Regions from separate parts of the Homo sapiens genome. Here region 2 is linked to region 1. The links are chromatin contacts, found by Hi-C or POLR2A ChIA-PET in ENCODE. All regions are on one chromosome and are shown on one strand. Each heading gives the region's core, a stretch centred on a gene start or an enhancer-like site at or near the end of the contact. The rest is flanking DNA. Distances are from core to core; before and after follow the strand shown. Region 1 overlaps LOC285762 (a long non-coding RNA gene). Region 2 has its middle 97 kb from the start of MAN1A1.

Evidence for each region. Hi-C counts contacts between places; a loop is a spot of excess contacts on that map. ChIA-PET counts read pairs that join two places held with the same protein, here RNA polymerase II (POLR2A). Pooled maps may share reads with other maps.
Region 2: a map of PC-9 shows a loop between it and region 1 (4-fold over the local background). The contact joins two enhancer-like sites. A Hi-C loop is called at or near these places in 2 of 168 maps with a recorded cell type or tissue (PC-9 and heart right ventricle), 6 of 37 single-sample maps with no recorded cell type and 4 of 50 pooled maps. POLR2A ChIA-PET finds 5 or more read pairs at or near these places in 1 of 52 experiments (OCI-LY7).

Annotation. Positions count from the first base shown.
Region 1 is chr6:119,482,945-119,485,644 of GRCh38, forward strand. The region is part of intron 1 of LOC285762 (a long non-coding RNA gene); the gene reads right to left. The region is part of intron 2 of LOC107986525 (a long non-coding RNA gene); the gene reads right to left. Among named protein-coding and RNA genes, the nearest start is that of MAN1A1, 130 kb to the left of the region's middle. Within about 2 kb of position 1,328, at least 2 of the 41 ENCODE cell types and tissues checked have a DNase peak (open chromatin) inside an H3K27ac peak, as active enhancers do; they include PC-9, where a contact is called at or near this core.
Region 2 is chr6:119,445,475-119,448,174 of GRCh38, forward strand. No RefSeq gene overlaps it. Among named protein-coding and RNA genes, the nearest start is that of MAN1A1, 97 kb to the left of the region's middle. Within about 2 kb of position 1,362, at least 5 of the 41 ENCODE cell types and tissues checked have a DNase peak (open chromatin) inside an H3K27ac peak, as active enhancers do; they include PC-9, where a contact is called at or near this core.

The DNA of each region.
Region 1 (2,700 bases), core at 78-2,577:
CTTCCTGCAAGACTTGGTTCAGACATCACAGTTCAGACAGGATGAAGCCTTTATCAACCTTCCTCTGTAGTGCCATGCAGGCAAGAAAAGTGTATTGAATTACACTGTGTCCGTCATTCAATGTGTTTATCTCACACCTGATACTGTGACAGCCTGAGGACTGTACTGTGTCAACTCATTTCTTATCCTTAGCATCTGGCATGGTGCCCAGCACATAACAGGTCCTAAATAAATGTTTGTTGAATGAATATAAAAGTCTGGCAGCTTTAAGAATAAATAAATAAACAAAAAACTTCGTTCTAATCCTGATGGAAGTTTAGTTACTTCTGTCTCTCAGAAGGGGAATCCTGTCAAATAGTCTAACAATGTGTAAAAGGAGGTAGTTACTCACAGATCTTAGAGGTTTCTATCAAAACATGCTTAGATATTAATAGGTACCTAACATTAGAAATTCCTTAACCCAGAAAGGCTACTTATAGAAATTTATCTTAAGGTAATTAAGAATGTGCATAAAGACCTAGCTATAAAGATGATCATTTTATTCTGTTTATAATACCAAAACACTGTAAATGTGCTACGTAGCCAACAATTGTGTATTAGTTAAATAAATTATAGTATAAAATTAAAGCGATGATGTAAAATGTATTTACTAATTTGGAATGATATTCATGTTACAGCAAATGTAAAAAGCAGGTTACAAAATTGTATATTCACTAAGTTGCCATTTTATTAAAAAGAAAAAGAATTTAGATACTAAGAAGGAGAAGTCTGGGAAGAGATATACATGAAAATGCTAATAGAAATTTCCCCTAGCTGTTGAAATTATGTGTCGTTTAAATTTTTATCTTTGCCTATAGTTGTTCAACATTCTCACATTAAAATGTATTGATTGGATAATCATCTTTAAATTACAAGAGAAAACATATAATCCTCTTGAAGGCTTCTAGAAAGGCCCATCGCTTTTAACATTCTCCATATTCTTTCAAAAGCCTTCCTCTTTCAGTGGATTTCTAGAATACTATAGGCTGGTGAAGAAAAAGAGGATGGAATTAAGGAACAGAAGGTGTAGGACATGAATTCATTGTATCCATACTCTCCAAGATTAGCTGCTGAATGTAACCACTAGAAGTTGATGTTTGGGCTGGATGAGTTGTCCTTTTGGGACACTGATAGCAGGACTTGCAGTGAAGAGGAAGATGTGAGCCAGAGGTCAAAGATATTGACAAAATGAGGTATGTGTGATGTGCTTCTTAGACATGACAGGGAGCAGAGAGAGAGAGTGAAACAGCAAAGACTCATGTTCTTTAAAAGAATGTGACTTTTTTTTTGAAGTGAGTGAGGGAGTTTGGTTCTAAAAGCAGCATTGGGGAACAAAACACTCAGCACATCTATAGATCCTGAGGTCCACGAGATGTGAGAGAACAAATGGGTACCCCATAGAGTGTCATAGGGGGATATGGAGTACTGGGAGAGCCAGGTTTCAGTTAAGGCAGGAGGTGTTGTTGGTATTAGATCATAATAGTCTTACACCTCCAGGTCAAGTGGCAGTGGCTATCCCAGGGATTGTGGACTTTCATGTGTAGCTTAGGTTAGTTATTCTTGTGGAAAACTGCCCAAGAAGAATGAGACATCGTTCCTGGCTTTAGGTAACTTCTTCCAGGTAGGAAGCATACCTACCATACATAAAAAACATAGAAAACATTTTGATGTTGAGCCATTGCAGTTGGCTGTCAGGCTTCGCTTATAAAACCAGTTCAGCTGGATCTAAGCTTTTGAACTTATCACCCTTTGAAGGCAATCCCTGCCGCTGAGTCCCTTCTACTTTCTTGGCTGCTATCCGACACAACATGCTGAAATTCCATGTCATCAAGGAGGCACCAGACTGACTCACAGTGCAGCAAGGATTTAGAGAAAACACATCAGAGTAGCAGGGAAGAGCTGGAATGGGGATGATGCATGAGATTGACTGAATCAGCTCTTAAGAGATGAATAAGTTTACTTGACGGACACTGGGAATAACGTGAGTGAGCAAAGACATAACAGTGAGGATGAGCGTAATATGAATATTATAATAATTCTTTTTGTATCATTAAATTGTATTTTGTAACATTTCTAATTTCCTAGCCCATATTTTAAAATTAGGTTTATTAAGGTATACCTTACATATAATAAAATTTGCCCTTTTTAGTGTATAATTTGAGGAGTTACGCATTCAGTATCACAATCAAGATACAGAACTGCATTGTCCAATAAACCACATTGTCCAGTAGAAATAAACCACATATGTAACTTTACATTTCTAGTGGCCACATTAACAAAGTAAAAAGAAACAAGTGAAATTTAATAATATGGTTTATTTAACCAAATATATAAAAATATTCACTAGTAATCAATATAAAAGTTATTGACATTTTACATTTTTTTCAAATCTTTGAAGTCTGATGTGTCTTTTATACTTACAGCACATCTCAATTCAGACTAGTCACATTTCAAGTGTTTAATAGCCACATGTGTCCAGTGTGTACTGTAATAGACAGTAAAGATACAGATTATTCCCATCACACCAAAACGTTCTCTTGTATCCCTTTGCAGTCAATCTGTTTTCCCCAATCCTGCTTGACTCCTGGCAACTACTGATCTGTTTCTGTCCCTGTACATATTTATCAGAGTTGGAAAAACAGACCTGAGAGAGAGAGAAAG
Region 2 (2,700 bases), core at 112-2,611, 37 kb before region 1:
GCTGGAGGAGGATGCTATGCAAAAATGCTATATAAATTGCATGTTTTTTGCAAGTGGTAGCAGTTCTGTCATCCAACCCATTGCCACTGGGCCACTCTGTATCTAAGTCCCCTTAGTAAACCCTATGTCTTGTTTGCTCGCTCTGGGTCTCTTCTTGAGCCTCTTGAACCTGATACCATCCCTAATGAAGTTAATAGGGATCCAGCTTGACAGGTCCATAAAACCACCCCTGCATTAGTTCCCTCCTTTCCTTGCTTCTTGTTAATGTAGAGGAAGTGTCCCTCTTCTTGTCAAAGACCAGCCTCTACATGTGTTCTGGATCTGACTCCCTACTGTTTTCGCAAGGACTTTTCTGCATGTCTAACTCTCCCTCTCAGTGGGGATTCTTCTCTTAGCATTCCGCAGTGTTCCAGGCTGGCCCCTCTTAAAAGCTCTCCTGCAGCTGCATATACTTTTCAATTTCCGGGTAGCTTAGATCTGAAGTGGACCGCTGTCTGCAGTCTCTGTCTCTGCTTCCTTACCCCACATTCACTTTATCCCCACCTCATCAGCCCTCTCCTATTTGGCATCTACACCACTGTTCCACTGAAACTGCCTTTGTGAAGGTCTCCGATGAGCTTGATGCTGTCAAACCAATGGATGCTCTCCAGTCTTTAGTTAACTTGCTCACAGTATGGCTCCATCTTTTCTTTCAGAATCACATCTCCTTAGAGAGGCCTTACCTAATGACTCAGCCTGAAATATTCTCTCCCTTCCCCCCCTGTGGTGTTATTACATCACTCTGCTTCATTTTCTTCATAGCACTTATTATCTGAATTTATCTTGTGCTTATTTGTTCATTTGTTCACTGTATGTCTCATGCCTCCACCTAGAACAGTGCCTGGCACATCACAGATGCTCAATAAGGATCTCTGGAGTGACAGACAATGCTTTATTTAGAATCATCTCTCCCCTTCAACAACTCAGCTTTTGTTAACTGGATGGAGTTTGTCTGCCTGACTCTCTCTAACATCAGGATGAGTTCACTGCTGACAAGCTGCCTTGCCCGTCAATCAAGGAGATTTCCTGGTGGGCCCTCTCATTTTTGGACATATCTAAGCCCCATGTATGATCGGCCTCATTTTGGATCTGGGCTTTCCCTCCCTTTATTCCTTCTTTTATTCTGACTCACTCACATTATTCTGGCCACAGGTTTCTAGTCTTTTATTTTCTTTTTCAATATGAGCCTCAGTTATAAAACCTCCTTCTTTCTAAACACTAACTACAGGCTTCTCTGTTGATGGTAATGAACAGGCATCTCAGAACCAGTTTGGGAATGTAGCAGTCTTACATTTGCCCCATAGTCTGGAAAACTTCCTTGTTTTAGGGCCAGCTGGCTAAGCTCCAGATCTTGTCTCCAGTCTTCTGAAATCTTAAGTATCTGGGTCAAAGTTATTTGCAGACTTGACTTTGGTTATTTAGCCACAAAACTATTGTGGCCATCCTGCGCAGCATACTGACAGTGAAAATTAGGCGTGTTCCAATGATAAGTCCAACCTGTATGTTTTTCTAGGGTGTGTTTGACCAGCATGACAGGGAAAACCAGCAAAAGTACCAGAAAGAATATCCAATTAATAAATATCACCAACTGCCAGCCAGACAATGTTATTTTCCATTCTTCTATTGTTAAACAAACATGAAAACAAAACCCACAAAGTTATCATTGAGAAATTTTTAATGATAACTTCACTGTATGTTTTCTTTGAATTTGTTTCTTTTAACCATGATTTAATGTTAACACAAATATTCCTATATGCACAGAAGCGTAAACATTTTCTTGAGACCTGGACTCAGCATGGGTATATGCTAGAAATCTAATACTAAAAAAATGCCCAGAGCATGACCCAGTGCCATTGGTTGTTCAACTTCAGCCCTTATTCTGACTATGTCCAATAGCTGTATCTAGGGTGGTCATTTAATTTATCATCCAAACTGGGATACTATTAATAATTATGCTGGAATAGTATGAGTAGACATGGGCTGTTCTGAGAAAATGGAAACGTATGGTCATTCTTACCCTAACTTTGTATAATAAGTGTGGAACTCTCCAGCCTTCCCCAAGCAAACAAAGGCTCTGGCCTTTGCAGCTGTAACTCAGTACTGCCCTTGGTCCACAGGCTTGAAGGTGTACAGAGGCACAATTAGTCACTAACTAGAGCCTTCTTTAATTGCTATAAGTGCATTTTAGTTATCTTTTCACAAATTCATGATAACAGGGACCATATTAAGATTTACCACTGGGCTTGGTGGCTCACGCCTGTAATCCCAGCACTTTGGGAGGCTGAGGTGCACAGATCACCTGAGGTCAGGACTTTGAGACTAGCCTGGCCAACATGGTGAAATCCTGTCTCTACTAAAAATACAAAAATTAGCCAGGCCTGGTGGTGGGCACCTGTAATCCCAGCTACTCAGGAGGTTGAGGTAGGAGAATCACTTGAACCTGGGAGGTGGAGGTTGCAGTGAGCTGAGATTGCACCACCGCACTCCACCCTGGGCAACAAGTGCAAGACTCCATCTCAAAAAAAAAAAAAAGGTTTCCCACCCCACTTCCCACAAAATAAAGTAGGCCCTCAAAAATTCACTTTTAGAAAGAAGGAACTGAGAGGGAGGCTTGACGGAACAAGCTTCCATTTTCCTAACACAATGACTGTCTAATTCAAC